Regions from separate parts of the Homo sapiens genome. Here region 1 is linked to region 2. Evidence: chromatin contacts called from ENCODE POLR2A ChIA-PET data. All regions are on one chromosome and are shown on one strand. Each heading gives the region's core, a stretch centred on a gene start or an enhancer-like site at or near the end of the contact. The rest is flanking DNA. Distances are from core to core; before and after follow the strand shown.

Region 1 (6,077 bases), core at 3,470-5,969, 2.0 Mb before region 2:
CTAATGTTGATGTTCCTTGGGGTTCTGTTCCTGCCTTTCTTTTCTCTCCTTGCATGATCTCCTCAACTCCATGACTTCAGTAACCACCAACGTTCTGAGGACTCACAAATCTCTTATCTATCATCCTGATTCCTCTCCTGAGCTTCAGAATTATTTATCCCACAGCCTACATCAGTGCTTCCCAACCTTTTCCATGTCAGTACACACATAGTAAATGATGGTGTTTTATATGCTGGATGATGCAATCTGGCATAACCAAGATTGCTCTCTGACTCAGGAAGCTTGTGCTGCCCTGAGAATTGTGAAGCCCATTATGCAGCACCACCGTAAACTCTTCCTGAGGCACACAGTTGGGAAGTTCTGACGAGTTGGAGAGATGTTTCTACTTGGATGCCCCCTGGGCATTTCTACGTCCTCTCCATCACCACTATCACTTTCCTAGTCCAGACCACATCATTTCTCGTTTTTCTCCTCAGGTACTACAAAAACCTTGCCTGGCCCCCCTGACTTCAGTCTTGCTCTCTCTATCCTCCTCACTGCAACCACATGGATCTAAAATGCAAATCTGATTATGCTACTCTCCTGCTTAAAACCATTCAAAGGCTACACTGCTCTTAGGATAAAGGATGATCTACCCACTGCTTACCTTTCCAGTCTCATTGTTTATCATACCCCACATGAACTCTGTACAAGTTATCTAATACTTTATATACAGAGCTTAGCATATAGATTCAATAAAAATGTTTGAATGATGAAAAGTGATGAAAAAGAGGTTCAAGGATATGAGTAGATTCATCATATCTGTGCCAGGTAGGAGGTTTCAAAGCACATATTGGCGATGCTGTCAGAATCCAAGGAACATGACTGTTCCGTACAGAATTATGTATATGTAGCAGTAAAGATCTATTCCTATATAGCAAGTGGACCAAAGATTATACAACAGCTCCTTTCTTCCTCTTACTGATCAGGAAAGACATTGAGATTGCACTCAGAGTCCATCCAACTGGAAAACAGCCAGATTACAAAAATGTTTTGAGGCCAGGCATGGTAGCTCACATCTATAATCCCAGCACTTTGGGAGGCCACAGTGGGAGGATCGCTTGATCTCAGGAGTTCAAGACCAGCCTGAGCAATACAGTGAGACCCTGTCTCTACAAAAAATGAAAAAATTAGCTGGGTATGGTGGTGCGCACTTGTAGTCCCAGCTGCTTGGTAGGGGCTCACTTGAGCCTAGAGGTCAAGGCTGCAGTGAGCTGTGATCACACCACTGCACTCCAATCTGGGTGACACAGCAAGACCCTATCTGGAAAAAAAAAAAGAAAAAATGTTTTGAGAGGCTAGTTACCAACCTGACTATCTCCTGTTGCCAGGAGTTCTAAACTAGAGTCAGCTTATCAACCAATGGCTAAATGGCTATAGTTTCAACCTCTGAGAATTGAAGATGCTCCAACATTAAATGAATGACCACACAGTATTAAAGCAGGGAACCCCATTCAAAGTACTGATGTTAGCAGTGACGAGGTGATTCTCTCTGAGAATCCATCTATCAGGCACCAGCACTACATGCATAGTTAGACAATACCACCAAACTGGTTTGTTACTAAACCAGTAGTAACAGCTTGCAGCTAACAGAGACCTAAGAGGCCTAGCCTGTTTTGTTACACAGACGACTCAAGTAAATAACAATATATGATTAGTGGTATATCATAAGAGTGAAGAACAAACTTTGGGACTTCTGTGTAATTTTTAATTTATGCAAATAATAGCACTAAGGAATGAAAGTGCCTTAAGCCTTATCAAAAGACTGAAAGGGATCTTGAAGCAATAGTAGCTACACTTCTTTCAACCCCTGTCAGTGAGGATGAAGGTTTGTGAAGCATAGAGAATCTGCCAAAATCTGAATGCTGAAATTATCAAGTGCACAATAGCCTTTAAGGAAGGAGAGAGCCAGGTACTTGCTCTGACAAATACAGATGTTCTGGCTGTTTATTAAACAAGAGTAAACATCTAAATGAAAAGTAAAATATTGGCTGGGCACAGAGGCTCACACCTGTAATCCCAGCACTTTGGGAGGCTGAAGTGGGCAGATCACTTGAGGTCAGGAGTTCAAGACCAGCCTGGACAACTTGGTGAAACCTCATTTCTACTAAAAATACAAAAATTAGCTGGGTGTGGTGGCGCACGCCTGTAATCTCAGCTACTTGGGAGGGTGAGGCAGGAGAATTGCTTGAGAATTGCAAGAGGCAAGAGAATTGCCTCTTGGAAGGCAGACCTTGCAGTGAGCCGAGATTGTGCTGCTACACTCCAGTCTGGGTGACAGAGCAAGACTCTGTCTCAAAAAAAAAAAAAAAAAAAAGGAAAGTAAATTATCATCTTGATGTTCTGTTTACTTCCAATAATTCAGTTATTTGGAAACATCCAAAAGTAGTTAGAAATGCCTGGCAGACTTTTAAGGTTTTCTACCTCAAGGCAGAATTAGGAATACAAGGCAATATTAGGAATACAACAGGTACATGGAGTTTTATTGGACTTTCAAGCCCTTTGAGGAAAGGACCATGTCTACTTTTTGTTGTAATCCCAGAACTAGCCCACTGATCCCTATTCAATGTTAGATGATTGAATAAGAATTCACAATGCTGTAGGCTTCCGAAGATGCCACTATCATCAAGAAATAAGGTGAAAAGGAGAAATGAAAACATGTCTATGAAAATATTTGCACCAGAATGTTAATAGCAGCCATATTCATCATAACCCCAACTGGAAATACCCAAATATCCATCAATTGAAGAATGGATAAACACATTGTGATATATTCATGCAATGGAATAATACTCAGCAATAAAAAAGAACAGATTACTGATACACATGGATGGATCTCAAAAACATTACTAAGCTAAAGGATACAGACACAAGTACATACTGTAAAGCTCCATATATGTGAAATACAAATGCAGACAAATCTATGGTGCTATAATTCAGGAAGTTGCCAGGGGAGGGTGGTGGTGGGTGTGGGGTGATCAACTATAAAGGGGCATGAGGGAACTTTATAGGGTGGTGGTTCAGTATCTTGTTTTGGGTGTTAATTACATAGGTGTATATTTTGAAATTCACCAAACAAAGCACCTAAGATGTGTGCATTTTATTGCACGTTAAGAATAATTTAAGGGCCGGGCATGGTGGCTCACATCTATAATCCTAGCACTTTGGGAGGCCGAGGTGGGCAAATCACCTGAGGTCAGGAGTTCGAGACCAGCCTGGCCAACATGGTGAAGCCTCCGTCTCTACTAAAAATACAAAAATTAGCCAGGTGTGGTGGTGCACTCTTATAATACCAGCTACTTGGGAGGCTGAGGCAGGAGAATCACCTGAAATCAGGAGGTGGAGGTTGCAGTGAGCAGAGATTGTGCCACTGCACTCCGTCCAACCTGGGACAGAGTGAGACTCCATCTCAGAGAAAAGAAAAGAATAAAATATTTTTTAAGCAAAAAAATGAGAAAGCTGGTGGGGGTACCCATCAAGACATCTTTTAGGTTCCAGTAATAGCTGTCCTTGGGCACTCTTTTCATCAAACTACCTCTATGCTCAAGAACCCAAAATGACTTCTTTATCTTATGTCTTGTCACATCCATATCCTTATTCTGCTCTCCTCCATAAGAAACCTCCTCCATTAATTTCTCCCACTTCCCAACGTACCACGGTGATCTGCTCACGGTCCCACGCAGATAATTTGCTCTTTCCTATCTGAATCTCCTTGTGGCCTTTACCCTGCCTGGACCCTACTCAAGCTCTCTCTGCCCTTCAAATTCCGTATTTAAATAAACCTCCTTCAGAAAAGAACTCTTAATCCTAGCCAATCTGAGCACCCTAACTTGCCTTACTTTTTATGTTCCTTTATTGGACTAATATGATACTCTAAGCTGCATCCTTTGTATACTCGCAACAAAAGAAATTTTAATGAAGTAGGCGGAGACTGTACCTAGGGATTCCTTCGTATTTCCCTGCAGAACCCAGGTGAGAACCTACATTTCTGGGGCAGTCACTACAATGCAGGCTGTGAGGGTTATACGGTATTTAGGCAAGGGCAAATAGGTGTTTAATTAAGGACTAATGGGAATGATATTGAAGCTCTGAGGCTCTGCAGGGGCCTGGATGGGCTGTTTGCTTTTCCTCATCCTCACCGAGATAGCAAGTGGTTGAGAACAAGGTTGCATCCTTTTTCTGCCCAGCCTTCCCCGCAAACCAGTGAGGAAACGACCAGCACTGCCGTCTGATGAGAGGAGCCTGTTGCTGTAACTGTTTTCCAGATTACTGGGGGGACGACCCCATCCTGGAGAAGGAAGAGAGAGGCGGGAGCATTTAAGGCCAAAGAGGCACTCAAGCCTTTCCCCCATGGATTTACACCCAACACGTATGCAGAAAAGCAAATTACAAACACCGACGCTCACAACCACACATACACGTGCACGCCCAGCCCCACAGAAGCAAACGCGCATGCCTGTGGGCCCGCGCGCACCTACTTAGTTTTCTCTGTTCTAGACGCCCTCATTCCACCCCCGCTCGGCCCAGCCCGGCGTCCTCTACCCAGGCACGGCTGAGGTTTACCAAGCCCGGCCCGGCCTGGAGAAAGTGTTTCTATAAGGGGGAAGGGAGGTCCTTCCCACCAAAGCGGAAGCGGCGCGCGCCGGCCGGGCAGACTTAGCTCGCGTCCTGGGAACATCTGGAGGGGGCTGGGAGGGGCGCGCATCCAGGCTGAACGTGGATTGGCTGCTAGGGAGGAGGGAGGCGGGGTCAGGGCCAGGGGCGGGGCTCCCCGGCCCCTTTAAAGCCTTGACATCAGGAGGCGGCTCCGGCACCCCCCTTTCTCTGCCCCCCGCCCCCAAGCCGCGGCCATGGACCTGGCGGATCCGGCCTGCCCTGGCCCAGCTCAACACCTGATTTCGGTGAGTTCTGGGTCTACTTGGGATTGAAAGGGCGGCGAGTGCGGGGGGGCGATCTGTAGCTCCGGGCCGGGGGGAGTGGGGTGTGGAGGGTAAGGCTCTCGTGGCAGTACAGAGTCGGAGAGGGCGTCGCGGCTTCCTGCCCAAACCCTGCTGCCCGCCCCTCCGTCCCTCCCTCCAGCCGCACCCTCCTCGGGGGTCCGGCTGCGACTCTGTGCACCCCCACCCCACCCCCTCCCGCCCCCCGCGCCATCCTCGCGCACACTCCGTGGCCCCGGAAGGGAAACTTTCGGGAGTGGGGGATGTTCCGGGGGCCGGGCTCCCCTCCCTCTTTGAAAGCACTGACCTTGCCCCAGCTGCTCACCCCACCCAACCCGCATCCCACCGTCCGGGTGCCGCTTAGCGGTGCCGGGTTATTGCGGGGGGAGGGGCTCTCTCCCCAAAGCGCAGGCGCGGAGACGAGCCTGGGGCTCCCTTTCGCACTCCTTCCCATTCCCCGTGGCCTGGGGCGGTAGGGCCTGGGGAAGGCGGGGAGAGGCGGAAAGACCGGGTCTCCTAGAGAACAGCCCCTTCAAAGGCTTTGAGGGGCTGCGGGAAGGAGGAAGGACCTGGTGGGCTGCACGCTGAAGAGAAGCTAAGGGAGGGAGAAGGGTTGGTTGGGCAGGGAGCAGGGACAGGGCAGCGTCTGCAGAAAAGGCCCTCTGGGTGCTGGCTGCGGTGCCAGAAGAATGCAGAGAATTCATCTGTGCCCGACGCTTCCCTGGCTTAGCCCAACTAAGAAAGCGGCTGCCCGGATCCTAGCTCCCCTCTCCCTGTCCTGGGCCCAAGGTCCCGCGTTATCTCCAGTCCTGGCACGGCCCCAAGGGCACAGAGGGCCCTCACCTCCCACAGGCCTGGTTTTCCAGGCATCCCAGGGCTGGATCAGCTGAGTCCACTTAGTCTGTCCAGCTGCTACTTCTTAAAGGCCTGCCTTGCTGAGGAGCTGGGGGTCTTGGGCTAAGGAGTTCTCTGGCTGTAGAGGCAATCCCTCCCTCCCACTTCTCCGCGTCTGTCATGGGTCCTCCTTCTTAAGCACAATGGTCAGCCAGAGGAAGTGGCCCGGGCAGGGGTGGCCTGGGGAGCAGTAGAAAGAGTGTCAAT
Region 2 (5,820 bases), core at 874-3,373:
TGAAGTGAGCCAAGATCGTGCCACTGTACTCCAGCCTGGGTGACAGAGTGGGACTCCATCTCAAAATAAATAAATAAATAAAAATCGCTTAGTGGGAGGATGTTGCCCTCCCCCCGCCAAAAATGCCTAGGATAATAGCCAGCACACAGTAAGCATTAACACATGATTGTTGATCATTATTAATATTATTAATTAATTAAAATAATATAACTATTGTTGATATTGTAACTTAAACATTTCCCTGGCAGTCTTGGGAATGGGCTGCGTGGCCTTGTGGGTGGCACAGGTGAGAAGAGTGAGGAAGGCACATCTCGCTCGGCCTGCAGCTGGGAGAGGCAGAACCAGTGGGCAAAGCAGGAGTAGGGTACACAGAGGGGCAGGGTCTGCATGAGGAGGGCCCAGGAGCTGGGGTGACAAGGAGAGCAAGGGAATGAGTGTGACACCTCAGAGGGGAGAAGGAGCCGCCCCTAGAGGCAGCCTGGGGCGGTGACTGTGCTTCCTGTTGGGGCAAACACTGGCCCTTGAGAAAGACTGGCTCACACTGGCTGCTAAAGGAGCAACTGGTCTAAGTGGGGCACCAGAGGGGTAAAGGCGAAGGGGAGAGATGAAGGCAGAAACTGGCCGACTTATCCCCATGTTACAGATAGGGCCTCAAATCTTGCCTGCTCAGGATGTTTTGCTTATGATAGGAAAGATGGTAGTTAGACATCATGGTGAACTTCCTATCTCAGGGACTGGAGATACTGGAGCAGAGGAGTGAGGATGAATGTGGAACTTATGTCTTTGAGGGCTTTTTGGAACTGAGAAATCTTAGGGTAGTGTGGACTAGGGGAGCCCACTGGCTCAGGAATTCCCTAAGTGGGCAGAGCAGTGCAGGGGCAGGCCAGGCTATAAGCTGAAGGCCATGGGTAATAGGAAGTAGATGCAGGCCCTCCAGGCCTGCCACCGCAGGAAGTAGCTATGCCCTCCCCTTCACAATGGACTTGCAGGGAAGGCTGAGTGGTGGCCCGAGAGGTCCCGGGAGTTGGACAGGGCTGGGAGGACCCCTGTTTTTCTCTGTCAGAGGACAGCAAGGGTCTCCAGAGAGTGCCAGACCCAGAAACCGACAGCCATACGCAACTCAGAATGGCCCAGCTCCCCGGCCTCAGGTTCTGCCAGGTCTTCATCCTTGAGGAGAGGCCACAGGGTGGAGCTGGGGATCTGGGGTGGGGGACAAAGAACCAGGGAGGATGCTTTCCCACCCCCAGGGAGCTCAAGCCGCTGCTGCCATGGTTACATCTGCTTCCTGTTTGATTCATCTCAAACAGCAGAAGTGGAGGTGGGGTGGGGGGGCGACACTGGCTCCCAGCTCAGGCCACTGCTGCGTGGGGCTGTTTACAACAGCCGCATGTGGGATTCCCAGAAAGAGACTCCAAACCGGACATCCTGCGGCTGCAAAATACCCAGGTGTCAAGAGCTAAAAATAGCTGCCTCAGGGCCCCAGCTGCCCTGAGGTGGCGGAGAAAGAGGCATGCTCACTGTTGCCACCCTTACATCCAGCCTCCTGTTTGGTGTGCAGGAGCTTCTCTGTCCTCTTGCCTCGGACTGATGGAGGCCTTCGTCTGGGTAGGCAGACATCCCGGCTGGCTCACCTGGCAGCTGAGCCTCTGCCCTGATGGGCAGCTGGCTCCTCTGCCTATACAGAGAAATGGTGCAGCTTGCTTTGGGACGCTAATGAGAGAGTCCTAGAGGGACTTGGGAGCTTCTAGAGAAGGGATATGGCAGGGCACTGAGAGCAGGGGAGTTGGAGCTGAGGGTCCTCTAAGACCCCAACCCATTGCCAGCCCCCTGTTTCCAGCACACAGTCCCAAATCATTGCTTGGTTTCTACAAAGTCAACAGTTGCTCCAAATGATTCTTTGAGATTGTCTTCATGGGCACCCAAAGATGACATAGCTTCTGCCCTCTCACCTGCGCAGGGCTGGGGATTGCTGCTGGCACGGGTCTCTGTGGGGCTGTGTGATTTTTTTTTTCCATCTTTCTGCATGCCCATCTAGGTCCTGCATGTGTCCTTTGCTGGCTGGCCTGTGGCGAATGGGAATGCTGGGGAGGAGGGGTGGAGTGTATTGGTTGAGAGCGTGGATTCTGAAGCCCAATTGCCTGGGCTCAAGTCCCAGCTCAACCTCTGCCACTTGTCTGTGACCTCAGACAAGTTATCTAATACTGCTGGGCCTCAGCGTACTCATTTATCTAATGGGGATAAAACAGTAAATACCTCATAGGTTTGTCATGTGGACTAGATAAGTTAGCAAATGTAGGGTACTTAGAACAACTCCTGGCACATAATAAGGTGTTCGCTTACAAAAGTTCAGGTGGAAGAGAAAGGGAAGAGAGCATAGTTGGGAGAGGCTGGGGATAAGAGATAGGGCAGGGGGCTGGGCACGGTGGCTCACGCCTGTAATCCTAACACTTTGGGAAGCCGAGGCAGGCAAATCACCTGAGGACAGGGGTTCGAGACCAGCCTGGCCAACATGGCAAAACACCGTCTCTACTAAAAATACAAAAATTAGCTGGGCTTGGTGGCTTATGCCTGTAGTCCCAGCTACTTGGGAGGCTGAGGGAGGAGAATCACTTGAATCCAGGAGGCAGAGTTTGCAGTTAGCTGAGATTGTGCCACTGCACTCCAGCCTGGGTGACAGAGCGAGACTCCATCTCAAAAAAAAAAAAGAGAGAGAGAGAGAGATGGGGCAGGGGCATGCATTCAGGAGAAAATGGTCTGTGGTAGAGGAGGGAGGAGAGTTGGGAGCAGACACTGAAACGCTAATGCCAGGAAGGAGGCTGCAGACAAGTACAGGAGGCAAACTAATACTCGCTACCACAAGGGAGCACCCACCATGTGCTGGGTGCATCACAGACAGCATTGCTAATCTCAGGTGACCTCTTTGAAGTAGGTATTCTTTTTGTTTGTTTTTGTTTTTGTTTTTGAGACGGAGTCTTGCTCTGTCGCCCAGGCTGGAGTGCAGTGGTGCAATCTCAGCTCACTGCAGCCTCCGCCTCCTGGGTTCAAGCGATTCTTGTGCCTCAGCCTCCCAAGTAGCTGGACTACATGCTCCCCGCCACCATGCCTGACTAATTTTTGTATTTTTGTTAGAGATGGGATTTCACCATGTCGGCCAAGCTGGTCTCGAACTCCTGACCTCAAGTAATCTGCCCGCCTTGGCCAGGGCAGAACTTCCCCAAAGTTCTGGGATTATAGGCGTGAGCCACCTCGCCCAGCCTGAAGTAGGTATTCTTATCTCCTGATTACAGGTGGGGCAGCTTAAGCAGGTTAAATTGTGTTTCTGGCTTGCTTTGCCAGTCACCGAGGGAGTCGGGGCTTAAACCCAGGCCCATCTGACCGCAAAGCCAATGTCCTGTGTGCTTTAGACCTTCAATTCCCTCACAGTTTGTGGCCTGCCAGACTTCATGTGGCAGGGGCTTCCAGCCCACTCTCAGCTCCCTGCTGGGTTCTGGATAAATCTGAGCAAGAAGCATTCAGTGCCAATCAATGAGCAGTATAGAGAATTTCTGGAAGGGAGACACAAGAAGCTGTTAGAAAGGGCGGCTTCCAGGGAAGTTCTAGGGAGTCTGGGATGAATGAGAAACTTATCCTAACAACTTTTGGGCTCTCTGAATTTTTTTTAGTATCTGCAAGTATTGTACTTGTTCAAATATGTTTAAGGCTGCAGGCTGTATTCTAAACTCCTTGAAAGTGAGAACCAGGTTTCACTCATATTTCCATCTTTTCAACCCCTAGATCAGTGACTTCCCAGGGAAGTAGTACCTGCATTTGGGGTTGACCTTTGGGTTTCCCCTGTACTGGTCTGGCCTGGCCTGGCTGGACCACTGGCTGGCTGGGTGGCTGTGACCTAGCCCCTTCTTTCTCTTTGCTCCTCTGTCAAATGAGAGTGTTGGTCTGAACGATCTCTAAAGCCTGGAAGAGGAGCAGATCCTCTGTGCTCAGCCCCCACTCTGTGTCAGGGAGGCCTGGCAACCACAGTGTTCTTTCTCCTGTTTATTTGTTCTTGGATCTTCCTGAAGCCATTTCACCACCAGCCTTCATCTTCTCTGCCAGCCCCATGGAGACTCAAGCTTTTTCCAGCCTATGTCAGGGAAGGAGAACCAGAGACAGCAACCTCGGGTGTGAAGGGAGTCAGCTCTGAACCCAGGACTATGGCCTTCTGCCACTGCCTGCTTTCCTCTTGCTGCTGGGGCCTAGGTCTTCTTGCTGCTGCTTCCTTTTCCGCTAATCAAGAGTCCAGGGAGGTGGGAACAGCCTCAACAAAGACTTTGAAGATGAGCGGGGAGGATCGCTTGAGCCCAGGAGCCCAGCCTGGGCAACAGGGGAAGACTTCGTCTCTACAAAAAAAAAAACAACAAAACAAAACAAAAAAAATTTAGCCAGGCATCGTGGTGCATACTGTAGTCCCAGCTACTCTGGAGGCTGAGGCAGGAGAATTGCCTGAGCCCAGGAGGTCAACGCTGCAGTGAGCCATGTTCACATCACTGCACTCCAGCCTGGGCATCAGAACAAGACCGTACCTCAAAAAAAAAAAAAAATTAAGAAAAGACACTGGAGGCATCGGGAGGGGGGCGTTCTAGGTGGCAGTGCTCCTGGGGAAGCCTTTTGTCCCACTGAAGACATGAAGCTCCTGGGAGAGCAGGTGGTCGGCAAGGCTCAGGTTTTCATCCACCTTTTGCAGATCTAGGAGGCAAAGTCATACCTGCTGGGGAGGGAGGACCAAGACTGGGGCCTGAGGCAATAAGGTAGGAGCAGTAGGGAGGTCAGTTTGTTCCAGGTGCTTAGAATTGTGTTTGTGTTTACTCTGGAGGTTGCTGAGGGCTGGGGTGCACCTATTGGAACAGGGGCTCCATAGGTTTCTGGGTAAAATCAGGTGTTCTGGTTTAAGAAGGTGACTTGGTAGGCCCACATGCCCCAGTGCCAAGTAAACTGTTCTTAAGTCTGACTGCAGTTGCCTCCAAAGAAGATAGAAAAGGGGAGTAGCCAGGATTCCAAAAAGAAGAGCTCTCCAACCTGGCAAAGAGCCCTGTGCTAGACAGTATTCCTGGTACCTTGGGTCCATTTACTTCTCTTTTTTTTTTTTTTTTCAGGCTGACCCCAAATTAGTAGTAACAGCCCTCGGAGAGAGGCAGTGATGGGAAAAGAGGTCCCACACTCAAGCCAGAACTGGGAGGCAGGATGTTCATGCTCTGGCTTCAGTTCAGCTACTGACGGGGTGCCAGTAGATACCTTTCCTCTCTCTAGGACACAAAGAGAGCTGTTCCTGGGTCTTAATCTCTGTCGCTCTGCGCTCTTCTGAACTTGATGGCCCTCAGCACGGGGCCAGGGAGCGGGGGAAAAGCAGAACTTTTTCCAGGAATTGCTATTGGAAGCAGCCCCGTTGCCAACACGCATGCACACATGCACACAGCTTTTCTGGACAGACCTTATATTATGGATTATCACCACAAAACATCCCTTTGGGGCCTGGTAGCCCACACCACAGAATTCAGGGTCATTAATTTTTCTCCTATCCAGAGAGTGCATGGTGTCCGGAATCTGTGGTTACCAGGGGAGCAAGGCACAGAGAACCTGGCTCTGCTCCCAAGCATGAATGCTGCTGACCAGCCCCTGGGTAGGGACTGGGGAGGTGGGACAGAATTCCCAGGAGGCAGGGGACTCAGCCTGACACAGTCTCTGGGAGTGCACCCTGGAGCCCAGTCCAGAAACCTCTGGGAGGACCAGGTCCTGCAGAAGAAAGAAGAGGTACTAAGAAGGCCTGGGATTGGGGGTTACCATGTC

The links. ChIA-PET counts read pairs that join two places held with the same protein, here RNA polymerase II (POLR2A).
Region 1: POLR2A ChIA-PET joins it to region 2 with 10 read pairs in WTC11. The contact joins the promoter of BCDIN3D-AS1 here to the enhancer-like site in region 2. POLR2A ChIA-PET finds 5 or more read pairs at or near these places in 2 of 52 experiments (BJ and WTC11).

Annotation. Positions count from the first base shown.
Region 1 is chr12:49,827,185-49,833,261 of GRCh38, reverse strand. It overlaps BCDIN3D-AS1 (BCDIN3D antisense RNA 1), which reads right to left and starts at 4,719. Exons shown (of 3, transcript NR_027501.1): 1 at 4,518-4,719; 2 at 4,179-4,327. It overlaps NCKAP5L (NCK associated protein 5 like), which reads left to right and starts at 4,849. Exons shown (of 13, transcript NM_001037806.4): 1 at 4,849-4,940. RefSeq lists enhancers at 1,162-1,456, 3,818-4,396, 4,397-4,975, 5,391-5,440 and a silencer at 4,721-5,130.
Region 2 is chr12:47,803,831-47,809,650 of GRCh38, reverse strand. All of the region lies in intron 1 of HDAC7 (histone deacetylase 7), which reads left to right. It overlaps LOC124902926 (a long non-coding RNA gene), which reads right to left. Exons shown (of 2, transcript XR_007063290.1): 2 at 4,018-4,376. Among named protein-coding and RNA genes, the nearest start is that of HDAC7, 13 kb to the left of the region's middle. RefSeq lists an enhancer at 650-719. Within about 2 kb of position 2,123, at least 4 of the 41 ENCODE cell types and tissues checked have a DNase peak (open chromatin) inside an H3K27ac peak, as active enhancers do.